Linked DNA regions of Homo sapiens: region 1 is linked to region 2. A link is an interaction called in ENCODE POLR2A ChIA-PET data of the cell type or tissue named here. Cell type or tissue: PC-3. All regions are shown on one strand. Links, peaks and the distances in the headings refer to the core of each region. The heading gives the core; the rest is flanking DNA.

Region 1 (7,800 bases), core at 2,338-6,337, 220 kb before region 2:
GATGTCATCTAGGACTTTCATTGCTAGAGAGGTGAAGTTAAAGCCTGGCTTTAAAACTTAAAAGGACTGGATGACTATCTTGGTAGGGAATAATGCAGCTGCTGACTTTAAGTGGAAGCCGATGATTAGTGACCATTCTGGAAGTACTATGGCCTTTAAGAATTATGCAAAATCTACCCTGCCTGTGCTCTACAAATGGAACAAGAAAGCCTAGATGACAGCACATCTTTTTGCAGCATGGTTTACTAAATATGTTAAATCCACTGCTTAGACAAAAAGATTCCTTTCAAAATATAAGTATTCATTGACATTGTACCTAGTCATCCAAGAGCTCTGATTGGGATATACAAGGAGATAATGTTTTCATGCCTGCTAATACAACATCCACTCTTCACCCTACAGATCAAGAAGTAATTTCAACATTCAAATGTTATTATTTTAAAAATAGATTTCGTAAGGCTATACAGTTGCCATATAGTAATTCCTATAATTGATCTGAGCAAAGTAAATTGAAAACCATCCAGAAATAATTCATTATTTTAGATGCCATTCAGAACATTTTTGGTTCATGGGAGCCCAGAATATCAACATTAATAGGAGTTGGAAGAAGTTGATTCCAACCATATGGATGTTTAGGAGTTGAAGACTTCGGTGGAGGAGAAAGAACTGCAGATGTGGTAGAAATAGCAAAAGAACTACAATTAGAAGGGGAGCCTGAAGTTGCGACTGAATTACTGTGATACTCATGATAAAACTTTCACAGATGACAAGTTTCTTCTTATGAAGGAACAAAGAAAGGAGTTCCTTGAGATGAAATCTACTCCTGGTAAAGATGCTGTGAACTTTGTTGGAATTACAACAAATGATTTTACATAAATAAACTTGATTAAGCAGCAGCAGGGTTTGAGAGGATTGACTCCAATTTTGAAGGAAGTTTCACTGTAGAAAAAATGCATTCAAACAACATTGCATTCTACAGCAAAATCTCTTGTGAAAGGAAGGGTCAATCGATCTGGCAAACTTGTCTGATTTTAAGAAATTGCCACAGCCACACCAGCCTTCAGCAGCCACTACCCTGATCAGTCAGCAGCCATCAGCATTGAGGCAAGACCCTCTACCAGCAAAAAGATTATGACCTGCTGATGGCTCAGATGATTGTAATAACGGTTTAGGACTAACGTATTTTTTAATTAAGGTATGCACAGTGTGTTTTTTTAGACATAATCCTTTTCACACTTAATAGACTACAGGAGAGTATAAACATAATTTTTACAGGTACTGGGATACCGAAAAATTTGTGTGACTCACTTTATTGCAATTTTTGCTTTATTGCAGTGGTCTGCAACTGAACCTACAATATCTCCAAGGTATGCCTGTAAATATAGGTATAAATAACTCTAGTTGGCTTTATTAAGTTTGGCTACAAATCTGAAAAATAGGCCAAAGGACATCCGTGTAATTACCAGATCCTATCTAAAAAATACACAAACAAAAACCAAACAGATATGTATATTTTCCTGGTTTTAAAAATAATGTATATTGTGAAATAATTTGCTATTCTATTCCTACACAGTATTGTTTACTAATTTTTAAACTATACATTGTAGTTTCAGCATTTTCTCATGTCATTAAATATTCTTAATGAGATGATTTTTAAGGTTATAGAATAACTTATATATGTGTGTACTATTAATACAAGTTATTTTCCATACACATTAAAATTATTTCTAATTTTTCACAAATATAAATAATGCTGTGATAAAAATTCCTGTACATAGTTTGAGATGGCCTCTTTAATAATTTATTTTGGATACATTTCTAGAGACAAAATGACTGATTAAAACATAATTTTTTTTTTTTGAGATGGGGTCTCGCTCTGTCACCCAGGCTGGAGTGCAATGGCGCGATCTTGGCTCACTGCAACCTCCGCCTCCCGGGTTCAAGTGATTCTCCTGCCTCAGCCTTCCAAGTAGCTGGGACTACAGGCGCCCACCACCATGCCCAGCTAATTTTTTGTATTTTTAGCAGAGACAGGGTTTCTCCGTGTTAGTCAGGATGGTCTCGATCTCCTGGCCTCGTGATCCATCCGCCTCGGCCTCCCAAAGTACTGGGATTACAGGCATGAGCCACCGCGCCCGGCCTGTATATACTTTTTAAGTAGAGAACACAGGTATACAACACATGTGTATGAAAGGTTATACGAATTTATTGCTTGAAAGGTTATATTCCTATTAGTCTGAAAAGAAATACTCATGTCATTGCTCATTACAGTACTGATGATTATAGTTTTTAAATAGTCATCAATTTGATTGCAAAATTTGTGTTGTTTTAAATTTTTAGTAGATTTCTAGTGAGAGTGTACTCCCCCCCCCCCCACATATTTCTGTGCTGCATGTATTTATTTTATTAAATGACTATGCTTACCTTTTACTCATCCTTTTTTTACTTTTTCCTACTGGATTAGAAGAGCTCTTTGAGGTTGTCAACCCTGTATATGGTAGATTTCTTGTAAATATTTTATTTTCACATATTACCACTATAAGCTCCTTAAGAACAGGGTTAAAATGTCTATTCATTGCTGTATCCCCAATAGCTAATACAGTATTTGACATATAATATGCATTTAAAAATATTCACTGAAATATTCAATGAATTTCTGAATTACTCTGTGTTTTCTCTTTAACAAAAGTAGAATGAGTAGGGAGATAATCCTGAAATTTTGGGCCAGAAAATACCTAATTTTAGAATATGTATCCTTGTAAGATATGAAGATCCAGAGGATAGTTTACTATGGGATGTACTCTATATTAAAGTCAAAATGGGATATTAAATAGCTCTAAATCATGCCAATATCTAACAAATTTTGTTGCTGAAATAATGATAGGACGGACCACTTATATTTGTTGGGCTGTTTTATACAAAATATGTCCCAAACAATTAAAAACAGTTGAAATGAATCAAAGCTATTTAATTATACTGAATGCTAGTATTCTTAATTTCACAATTTCTTGTATTTCAACAGTTCACTTCCCTATCTTCTCATAACTTGAACAAAACTAGAGTGGATATCGAGAGAAATCAATATTTCATTTAACAGAGACAAGCTTTACCTAAATGTAAAAGATCTTAAGTGAAGTTAGAACATTTTCTGTTAATAATCTCTGTCTCTAGTACTTTATGTACTAGAACAGAATGCAAAAGATAAACACATGTAAATTATTCTGTATTAATTGGAGATTAATAAAATATCAGAGAGAGAAGGGCTTAAAAATATTTTTTAGTTGATACTGGAACTATTTCAAAAGAAAAGAATTATAAGCCTACAAGGGACTTTAGAGGTTATTTAATATCTTGGTGTTACAAATAACAGAAACTGAGGTCAACTAGTCCTCATAGTTTTATTTATTTATTATTTTTTGAGACAGAGCCTTGCTTTGTCACCCAGGCTGGGAGTGCAGTGGCATCATCACAGCTCACTGCAGCCTTAACCGCCTGGGTTCAAGTGATTCTCCTGAGTAGCTGGCACTATAGGCACTTACCACCATGCCCAGCTAATTAAATTTTTTTTTTTTTTGTAGAGACAGGGTCTCACTATGTTGCCCAGGCTGGTCCTGAACTCCTGGGCTTCAGTGATCCTCCCTCCTTGGCCTCCCAAAGTGCTGGGATTATAGGCATGAGCCACTGTGCCCAGCCCTCATAAAGTTATAATATGGTAGCCTAGGGCTGGTACTCAATATGCTGTGCCTCGCAGTATAATATTTTTACACACTCAAGCTTGTTAGCTTTTCAGACGACTTTGGGTTTATAGTTTTTAAATGTCTGCCAGTAAATCAGTCAAATGCAAATGCTAAAAACTGCTTCTTCCAATATATCATTAAACTCATGAAGACATAAAAATGATCTATTCCTGCTGTCAATGTAAAATATAGAAATCTTAGACCTAAAAGTTCTGCATATACTTTCAATAAAAGTAGAAATAACAGAAGTTACTGAGTTTGATTAAGAGATGACTCCAAAACCTTTAACTTCTGAAAGATTATCTACAGCATTGTTTTTAAAACTAGAAAATAAGACACAACAAAAATATCCAAAATACGGGTTGGTGAAAAAACTATGTCACATCTATCAATTAGAATATCAAAAATCCAAGTAATATTGTAGAAGGTAATTTACAACATATAAAGATGTTCATGACATAGAAAGATGCTCATATTACTAAGTAAGCAAGATAGGTTAAAAGCTATAGACAATTTAATAATAATGGCTACTGTTTAATGAGTACTTATATTTTAATCATTGTGCTGTGATTTATATACATTTTTAACTTAAATTCTTAAGACAACCCTATGAAGCAAATAGTATCATTATTTTTCATTTTACAGATGAGATAATTAAGGTTATAGAGGTGAAGTAACTTTTTGAAAGCCACACATGTATTAAGTGATTCATCATCAGGCCTGTCAGACTCCAGAAACTGAGCTCTTAATCACTGCCTTCTTGGTATGATAAGAATTTAAATGCATAGAAAAACATAAGAGAATGATACATAGCAAAATTTTAACAGTGGTTATTTATGAAGGGTATTTTATAAGAACTTTTTTATGTGAATTTTAAAAATTTTTTCCAAATGAGTAAGTACATTTTTTTTAAACAAAAAAGAAACTATACAGAAACTATACCACTTACAGTCTGTCTTAGCTATAAAATGTTAATTCTACAGTTAGCAATTTTTGGTTTGCTATATCTTCTCAGATATCAAATTTCATTTGCAAGTTTAGACTTCAGAGTGGCAATTATACATTTCATAGTTGTTACATTTAGCTTCAGTAATAAACATAGCTCTGTGACCATTAAATAATTAGAAATAGATGGGGAAGTTTCATTTTCAATTATCATTATAATGATAATTATAATGAAAAACAAAGGGGACACTTGCATGAACGAAAAAAGAAAAATCGAGGTAAAATCCTACATACCCAGCAGAACATCAGAGGAAAACTATTGAAAATAAGTTATAGACCAAAAATAGTTAAAATGCTTTATTGTGTAATTTTAGTTTCATCAAAATATTAAATTCTTTCCCATACTAGGTAGTGCCTTTCTCATTAGAAAAGGGTGTAAAGGAATTGTCTTTTATTTGAAGTCTCAAAATTCTGCTTCGCTAACAAATGAGAATAAATCCCCAAACAAACATGTTATAAGGGAGGAGAAATTAGATAACAGAGAATTAGGGCAGAAATCAGTTACTTAAATGTCCATAGGAGTCAGGCATTTAATGTAAGTGAGTAAAATAGTCTGGAGGGTCTAAAGAATATTAGCTGAGTATTGATATAGAGTATTATATCAGTGGTGGGCCAGCAATGTTGATCTGACTTTTTAGAAAACAGTGAAAATTTGCATTTTTATTTGAATTTCCCACATTTTAAATGTTCTAAACTGATTTCAAAAATGAGCTATCCCCAGTTATATACTCAATAGAATTATCTGCCAACAACCAGGTTATTTCTTTTTTTCTTTTCTTTTTTTGTTTTTTGAGACAGAGTCTTGCTCTGTCACCAGTCTAGACGGCAGTGGCGTGAGCTCAGCTCACTGCAACCTCCGCCTCTCGGGTTCAAGCGATTCTCCTGCCTCAGCCTCCCGAGTAGCTGGGATTACAGGCGCCCACCACCACGCCCAGCTAAATTTTTGTATTTTTAGTAGAGACAGGGTTTCAGCATGTTGACCAAGCTGGTCTTAAATCCTGACATCAGGTGATCCACCCGCCTTGGCGTTCCAAAGTGCTGGAATTACAGGTGTGAGCCACCACGTCTGGCCTATTTCTTAAAAGAGGGCTTTGTATGTTATCTATTAGTAGACAGAATATCCTGGGGAAAATTAGTTATTATCCAAGTGCAGAAGTAATACCACATTGAAAATGAATGGAGTTAGCTGGGAATTATAACTTCTGGTCTTATATCTTCAAAAATTTAATGAAGTCTGTCATTGGAATCAGAGAGGTGTAGGTGTTCCCTGCCCTAGGATTAACCTGGATCACAGAGGACAGGTAAACTATTTATAATGCTTAACCATGGTACCGGTAGTCATTGGATCAGATCTCTTGGACTGAGTATACCACTATAATACTGCTTCTATGGAAAAAAAATATATATATAAAGGATTCAATAGCCATCATTTTCATCCAGAATATTTTCAAGAAACATAAGCCAGTTTGCTCATTTGATTTTATCAATGGTTCTTTAAGTTGATCCACAAACCCATGAGGGTCCTGGAGACCCTTTCAGGGCTTGACAAAGTCAAAATTATTTTAGTAATAGTACTCAGACATTATTTGCCTTTTTGGCTACGTTGACATTTGCACTGATGGTACAAAATCAATGGTGGATTGACATCCTAGTATAAATTAAGGCAGTAGATCCAAGTAGTATGAACAATCACTGTTCTATTCACTGCCATCTTCTGTTTTTCTTTTTAAAAAAGCTAGTTTGAAATACTGTCCTCAATGACATAGTAAATTTAATATTTACTATATCCTCAATGTAATATTTACATTTACATGAGTAATTACAATATTATATGACAATATTAATACACATTAAATTTACTATTTAATATTAGTTAAATTAAATTTAATTAATTAAAATTAATTAAAACTTGGCCCTTGAATGTGACAAAATGGGAAAATTAAATTAATTAAAACTTGAGCCTTGAATGTGACAAAATGGGGCGTATGAACAAAATACTTCTGCATACCAAAGGATGGTGGTTGTCTCAAGGAAAATCACTTATTTATGCAATTGTTTGAGTTGTAAGCTGAATAGCTAGTTTTTAATACAGAATACCATTTTTACTTGAAAGAATGAAATAACTAATAAATTATTATTATTCAGACTTAGATGTTTGGTATACATTTTCTCAAAAATAAACAAAGTCTGTCAATTTAAGAAAAAACTATTTGTTGCTTTTTTGCCAGTAATACTATTTCTAGCTTTTTTCTTTTTTTTCTTTCTTTTTTTTTTTTTTTTTGAGACAGACTCTTGCTCTTTTGCCCCGGCTGGAGTGCAATGGTGCAATCTCGGCTCACTGCAGCCTCCACCTCTTGGGTTCAAGTGATTCTCCTGCCTCAGCCTCCCAAGCAGCTGGGACTACAGGCATGTACCACCACACCTGGCTAATTTTTGTGTTTTCAGTACAGACAGGGTTTTACCATGTTGGCCAGGCTGGTCTCGAACTCCTGACCTCAAGTGACCCGCCTGCCTCAGCCTCCCAAAGTGCTACGATTACAGATGTGAGCCACCACGCCCAGCCCAATTTCTAGCTTCAAAGCATAAATTAGAACTTAGAAAATGTCTATGTGCCACTATGAGCTTAAGAGCTTCCAGTACATTCCAGACTTTTTAGATGAGCTTGGTGATTATATTAATGAAGGTGACTTTTTGATATAATATAACAAAATATGTCAACTTTTGGAAGAATTTATATTTTCCAAATGACCAATATATGTGTTCCAAAATCATGCCTGGGTAAAAGATCCATTTGAAGTGCAAGACAGACCAATGGATTTTAAGGTGTGAGTATGGAATGGTCCTAGCCAGGGTTTTAGATTCAACATTTCAACTAACCTTTACTAAACTAAAAATTGTAAATTTTTGGTATGGTATCAAAGAACATCCACAATTATAAAAAAATGTGAACAATATAGTCCTTCCTTTTCTAACTATATATCTATATGAGGCTCAATTTGTTTATTCTTCAATCAGAACAACATATTACAAGACTTAATACAGAAGCAAATGTGAGAAT
Region 2 (7,800 bases), core at 1,489-5,488:
ACAAGTTTAACCTTTGGACTGGATCGATAACTTGTCTTCCTGTGTGGCAGCCTTTCCTCTGACTGATCCCCACCTTCACCTACTTTATATATACCTACCCTTTCCTAATTGGTTTTCTACACTGTCGTGCCCACCTTTGAGTGGTGTCTTCACTTTAACCTTTTTTGCATAATCACAAACCAATCAGCACATACTCCCCATTCTAAGTCCATAAAAGGCCCAGGACCAGCTACACGGGGAATTTTCCCACCTTTGGGTGGGGGAAACACCCCTCCCCACCACATCCCCTCTTGGCTGAGAATTTTTCCTTTCACTTAATAAATTCTATTCCACTCACTGTACAGTGTCCACATGCCTGCCTAATTCTTCCTGGTTGTGAGAAAAAGACTTGGACCTAGCTGAATTAAGGAGCAGAAAGACCACAACACATTCACATGGTAAAAATAACTATAATGTTAGGGAAGTGCATACAGTAAAAAGTTTTCCTCCCTACCCTGCCAACCAGATTTTTATGTGTCCCTCTATGCATATAAAAGCAATTGCAGCCAGGTGTGGTGGCTCACGCCTGTAATCCCAACACTTTGGGAGGCTGAGGTGGGCAGATTACTTGAGGCCAGGAGTTTGAGACCAGCCTGGCCAACATGGTGAAACCCTGTCTCTACTAAAAATACAAAAGTTAGCTGGACAGGGTGGTACGCGCTTGTTATCCCAGCTACTCGGGAGGCTAAGGCAGGAGAATCGCTTGAACCCAGGAGGTGGAGGCTGCACTGAGCTGAGATAGTGCCACAGCACTCCAGCCTGGGTGACAGAGTGAGAATTGGTCTCAATCAATCAATAAATGCAATTGCACTTATATCTCCCATTTATATTTGTGTGTGTGTGTGTGCGTGTATATATATATATATCCCTTTTTAATGCAAGTATACACACTATTGTGCATATTTTTCTGACAGCAATTAAGGTTTACATATACTTTTGAAAAAGATGATTTTATGTAATAAATACTTCTAGTTCTTGGAGATTGTATCAACTTTAGTTCAAATAAAATATACCAATGAGTTTTAATTTTTTCATAACTCCATGGTTTTCCTGGATTCCCCACCTCCACCTCATACATAACCACTCTCAAATAAAGTATCTTGCTCTACACAATTTCCTTCTCCTTTCACTCCCCTATTACCGCTAACTGCATTGGTTTTAATGAAATAATAGAAAATTTAATGAGCTGAACTCAAGTATCTGTGGCATATGTAAGAAAATAACTAATTCAGGTAATTCAAAGACCACTATGTGCTACTTCATTAATTGTCAGGGATTTCTATTTCTGTCTAACAGAATTAGTTTAGAAGTATGCCTGTTCTGTTTTACATGATTCAGACTTAAATAAACATCATAACCTAGATTTATTATACTTCATTCTCATTATCAAAGGTGACTACTATTCTCAGCACATGTAAAATAACTGAAAGCATTTATTTATTTGAGGATCTTATGACAATTATATGTATCTTAATTTTGTAACCATCTCTTAATTAATGAAGAACTAGGTATATGGTACAAAGTTAATGTTGCCATCCAAAAGACAGTAAAAACAAATGATTCAAGTCCAGGATTGATCACTTAAAAACTTATGTGTTCTTGGAGCAAACAATTTTTTTTAATCTAAACTCCATATTGCTTGCCTATAAAATGGAAATGCAGTTGACTCTCCATATCCATGGAGGATTGGTTCCAGGACCACCGTGGATACAAAATGCAGAGGATGCTCGAGTTCTGTTGGCCCTCCACATCTGTGGATGCAAAGCACAGTTGTGCCCCTGCCTACACAACCACAGGTTTAGATAAGAAACCTGTGGATATGGAGGAATGACAGCAATATCATCATATGCCTCACAGGATTACTGTGAGCAACAAACATTTAAAAAAATATGTTAGGGCACTTTGTAAAGTTGAAAAAAAGCATTAAATAAATGATAGCTGTTAAATATTGACATGTACACATGCAATGAATATTCATATTTATTATAGGTATATTAAATCGGCATGTACTCCATAAGTACTTTTAAAGTTAATTTGTAGGGCAAAACATTCAAATTCATGAATATATTCAACAAAAACTTTTTTGAGCAACTTCTACCATGTGCCCCACAATATCCTGGGGTTAGAGGTAAAGGAGAGAATAAGATAGACAATCTTTGTGTTTATACAACTTATAATAAAGAGAGGAAGACATTAAGCAGATAAATGCACAAATATTAATTAATTACAAATGTGATAAGTTGGCAAGGAGAAAACTCTTGAAAGTCAGGACAAGTGGATTGTTGTACTTCTCTTGCTCATTCACCAGCCCAAATATTTATTTGGTACCATGCTAGAAAGCTCTCTTATTAACTATTATTTTCCTTTTGTCCACTTTAGAGAAAGCACAATGCATTTAAATTAGTACCTTTCCAATTCTGACTCACGCTTGAAATATATGAAAGAAAAGCATTCTAATTTGGGGAGGGAAGTATTTTATCTCATAACATTGGTTGATGATGTTCATGGGTCACAGGAATTTTTACGAAATTTTAAAATTATTTAAAAATATGTGACTAAATAATTCTAGCTACACACTGAGGTAAGATTTTACAGAACCATAAATCATAAAGAAAGGTACCTGAAAAAAATCACCAGAAAATAATGGTAGTTAAATAGCTCTACAGAGTCTACATCTCAAAGAGCCAAAGAACATATGGAAATTTTGCCAATAAAAGGAGTGCACTTTAAATGACTTCTGAGGAACTGTCTATTATTTATGAGTTACTTGCTCATTTTTATAAGGCTTAAAGCACTGAGACAAACTTGAAAAATTTCCCAGAGCCACATTTGTGACATAAATTTAGAGTAACAGCAAGCTTCATTTAAAACCCATGTTATGCAGTTATGCTCTAATAGATTAATATTAAGCAAACATAGTCAGTAAAGTCAAGCTAATAAATACATTTAATTCCTACAAGAAAACACCATTGAATGCTTAAAAATATTTGGCTTGCATGAACTTTACCTGATACCTCTATATAACCGATACTCTCTATACCTTTATAAATCCATATTCTTAGACAGTGAAGTCACCAGCCAATAGCATTGTTTTGCACAAAATCAGAGACAAAGATTTATTAGAAATTTAATTTCTAAGCAAGTAGGAAGACTACAAAATTAACAGTCATATATTTTTATTTAAGTTCTGCTGATTAATGTTTTATTTGAGTGCAGGATTTCATCATACAGCATTGTAAGATAAAATACTGTCTAAATAAGACCAAATAGTTCAATGTTAACATATTTTACAGGTTTCCATAACAGTGCAGGAAAAACAAATATAAAACACCAACTTAGGCTATATAATTGATTCTTAGTAAAGTTCACATTCCCACAGTTCACATTCATAGCACTTGAGATATAATGACAACTTCTCTGAAGTCTATAAAAGTCAAAAGGCTATTTTAATGTTTTAATGGAGGAAAAATTAGTGTAATTTCTGTATAGGCACAATAGTACAAAGTGAGCTTGGTGTAACAAGATTACTATAGAAAGAAAATTTAATTATTTAATAATTTTACAGAATAGTAGAAAATAAGTAGATCTTATTTCTATTATCGCATTATTTATATTACTCTAGAAAACCTTAATAAGATTTAAGATTGTGTTTTAAAAGGCCTATCTTACACATTTCTTCACCTGCTGCATAACTTACACATATGACTCACTATAGAGAGAAGTACATTTCACAGTTTTATTATTTTCAGATTATCTGATTATTATCTTTTATATATAGTTATCATTCTGTATTATGATATGAAAGTCACTAGTAGTATAAATTGAATATTCAGTATAATTAAATTACTATCAGTTTTCCCTCATAAATTTCTGGTGGGAGTGTAAAATGGCACAGTCACTTTGGAAAACTTTAAGTTTCTCAGAATGCTGAAGACAGAGTCACCATATGACCCAGAAATTCTACTACAACTAAGTACTTATCTAAGAGAAATAAAAACATAATGTTTGTACAAACACTTGTAAATGAATGTTCATACCATTATTGATAATAGACAAAAAGTGGAAAACTCAAATATCCATTAACTGATGAATAAATAAACAAAATGTGATAAACTCAGATAATGGATTACTATCCAGAAATAAAAAAGAACTACTAAAACATGCTTCAATATAGAAGCACCTTAAAAAATGCTCAGTGAAAAAAGCTAAACACAAAAATCCCTATATGTTGTATAATTCTATTGCTATGAAAAGTCTAGAATAGGCAAATCTATAGTGATAGGAAGTAGATTTGTGGTTACATAGTCTTAAGCTGGAGGTGGGAGAGAAAAAAAGTGACTGGTAATGGGCACAGAGATTTCTTTTGGGATGATGGAAATGTTTGAAATTACATTGTGGTGACAGTGGCAAAAATAAGTATACTAAAAATCACTGAATTGTGCACTTAAAATAAGTAAATTTTATGATATATAAGGTATATCTCAATAAAGCTATTTTTATAAATTATATTCGTTTTATTTTTCCCTTTCTAGCTGCGTGATTGCTGCATTAAGGCAGTCTAATAAATAAAACCAATAATGCAAGCAGTTTTCCTGTTGGATCAGTAGATTATATTTTGTTTTCACATCAATTGATGTGTGAAAATAGAATAGAATATAACTTTCTTTAAAATTTTTTTTTTTTGGCAGAATAGAAACTTTATATCAGTTAGCTATGACTGCCACCCTAAAACTCAGGGGCTTAAAACAATCATAACTTATTATTTATCCTAAATCTGTGCACTGCTTAAAAAATGGCTGCTCCAGGCTGGGCTCAGCTGGGTTCATTCATGAGTACATGGCTAACTGAAGAATTATCTGGTCCAGGCCTGGGAGTAGCTCTCCCCCATGTATCTCTCATCCTTCTCCTGACACCAAAATACTGTCACACATATTCTTATTGCATGGTGGATGTACAAGAGAGTAAGTATATACCCAGGGGCTCTATCCATTGGTAACAACAAGTTAAGTGGTCAAATACAAATTCATAAGGCAAGGAAGTCCACTCCACCCCCAACAGTGGGTTCCTAAAAAATTATATGGCAAAGGGCTTTGACGGACATGGTTGAAAATCAGGGCCAATAACAGAATCTACCATAAATTTTCATTATTTAAACACGTTTGTATATATTTTCTGTGGGTGTATCAGGATTCAATGCTACTAATTCTATATTACAATTATTTATTAAATCAATCTCTCTTCTCTTTTTTTTTTTTTTTTAACCACTCCTATTGCTTCACTTTAGGATTCCTGACTTAAGATTAACATGTTGGTCTCCTGTCTCTAGTCTCAGCTCTTTCTTGTCCATTATAGTCTTGTTGTTTAAGAAACACATTTTTTTATTGTGCTTCGCTTTATTGTGCTTTTCACAACCTGAAGGTTTCTGGCAACCCATGTCAAGGAAGTCTGCTGGGGCCATTTTTCCAAGTGCATGTGCTCACTTCACGTCTGTGTCACGTTTTAGTAATTCTCGTAGTATTTAAAACTTTTTCATTAATATCATGTCTGCTATTGTAAACTGTAATAATTAACCTTTGATATTACTCTTGTAATTGTTTGGAGTCAACATCAATTGAGCCCATATAAGACAGGGGACTTAATCAGTAAATGTGTGTGTTCTGACTGCTCGACCAGCTGGCCATTTTCCTGTCTCTCTCCCTCTTCTTGGGTCTCCTTATTCCTTGAGAAACAACATCGTTAGGCCAATTAATAACCCTACAGTGGTTTCTATTCAAGTGAAAGGAAGAGTCACATATCTCTCACTTTAAATCAAAAGCTAGAAATGAATAAGCTAGAGAAGAAAGCATGTCAAAAGCTGAGATAACCTTCTCTTATGGCAAAAAGCCAAGTAGTGCATACAAAGGGAAAGTTTTTGAAAAAAATTAAAAGTGCTACTCCAGTGAATACACAAATGACAAGAGAGAGAAAGCCTTATTGCTAATATGGAGAAAGTCTGAGTGGTCTTGATAGAAGCCACAACATTTCCTTAAGCCAAAGCCTAATTCAGAACAAGGCCCTAATTCTCTTCGATTCTATGAAGGCTGAGAGAGGTGAGGAAACTGCAGAAGAAAAGTTGGAAGCTAGCAGAAGTTGCTTCATGAGGTTTAAGAAGCTATATCTGTAACAAAAACATACGAGGTAAAGCAGCAAGTGCTAGTGTAGAAGCTGCAGTAAGTTATCCAGAAGATCTAGCTAAGATCATTGATGAAGGTGGCTATTCTATATAACAGAATTTCAATGTAGATAAGACAACCTTAAATACTGGAAGAAGATACCATCTAGGACTTTCACATAGAGAGAGGAAAAGTCAATGCCTGGCTTCAAAGCTTCACAGGACAGGTTGACTCTCTTGGTAGGGACTAGTGCAGCTAGTGACTTTAAGTTGAAGCCAATGCTCATTGACCATTCTGAAAATACTAGGGTCTTCAAGAATTATGCTAAATCTATCCTGCAGGGCTCTACAAATGGAGAGTTTCTGCACAGCAAAAGAAACTATCAACAGAATAAACAGACAACCTACAGAACGGGAGAAAATTTTTGCAAACTATGCATCTGACAAAAGTCTAGTATCCAGCATCTATAAGGAACTTAAACAAATTTAAAAGAAAAATCCAAACAACCCCATTAATAAGTGGGCAAACGACATGAACAGACACTTCTCAAAAGAAGACATACATGCAGCCAACAAGCATATAAACAAAAGCTCAACATCACTGATCATTGGAGAAATGCAAATAAAAACCACAATGAAATATCATCTCATAGCCATCAGAATGGCTATTAAAAAGTCCAAAAATAACAGATGCTGGTGAGGTTGCAGAGAAAACAGAATGCTTATAGACTGTTAGTGGGAATATAATTGGTTCAACCATTCTGAAAGACAGTGTGGTGATTCCACAAAGACGTGGAGACAGAAATACCATTCAACCCAGCAATCCCATTATTGGGTATATATCCAAAGTAATATAAATCATTCTATTATAAAGACACGTGAATGTGTAGGTTCACTGCAGCACCATTCACAAGAGCAATGTTTCTTTTAGGAGGCTTTAGAAGATCATGACGAAAATGTAAGTACTAAAATTTTTTCAATATCATTTATTGTTTTTCTGCTACTTTTAAAAATTCTGTGACTTCTAAAAAAAAAGAATGCTATAAATACAGACTTGACATTGATATGAAAATAACACATAATTAATTCTGATCCAAGCCCAACAAAATTAGAAAACCAGCCAAATGATATCCCAGCAGTACAAAAACTTTATTTTTAGGTCACTTGTGCCAACTTACCTCGTTTGCTGGAATCCAAACCAAAGCAACCTAGTACAATTAGGAGTAATAGTAATATGTGGCAGTAAGTCAGAAGTAGCAAAGTAATGAAGTCTTAGAACCGGTTTAATCAAACCTTGATTTCATTTGTTTTTGGATTCAAGCATCACATTTTCAGCATTGATAAAATACAAGAGGGCCAGTGATACTTAGAATTTTACAAAACATTGGTAAGCTTTAATTTACCTTTTTCCTGCTACCAAAAAATTAAAGAAGTACATGTTGACATTATTATGAATCAACTTTACCTGTGCTTAAAAAAGTGAGGGGGCACCAAGGTCATCCTCCTCCCTCACCTCCACTAAGTTAATGTATTTATGTATTTTCCTCTCTACATCTTTTTGGAGCCTTAAGACCATGGCTACTACTGGTGTCCTGGTCCTTTCCTTATTT

The links. ChIA-PET counts read pairs that join two places held together with the same protein. Peaks named below come from ENCODE experiments on the same cell type or tissue, not always from the same donor. Only the 100,000 strongest peaks of a DNase experiment are listed, where the experiment ranks them.
Region 1: POLR2A ChIA-PET joins it to region 2 with 5 read pairs; 2 of 35 experiments call an interaction of 5 or more read pairs at or near these places.

The regions. Positions count from the first base shown.
Region 1 is chr14:66,971,491-66,979,290 of GRCh38, reverse strand. The region is part of intron 9 of GPHN (gephyrin); the gene reads right to left. Among named protein-coding and RNA genes, the nearest start is that of GARIN2, 210 kb to the left of the region's middle. In PC-3, for the core only: no CTCF peak of the experiment used is centred there; a DNase peak (open chromatin) is centred at 4,480.
Region 2 is chr14:66,750,433-66,758,232 of GRCh38, reverse strand. All of the region lies in intron 2 of GPHN (gephyrin), which reads right to left. It overlaps LOC124903332 (a long non-coding RNA gene), which reads right to left. Exons shown (of 2, transcript XR_007064219.1): 2 at 3,199-7,800. Among named protein-coding and RNA genes, the nearest start is that of GPHN, 250 kb to the right of the region's middle. In PC-3, for the core only: no CTCF peak of the experiment used is centred there; no DNase peak of the experiment used is centred there.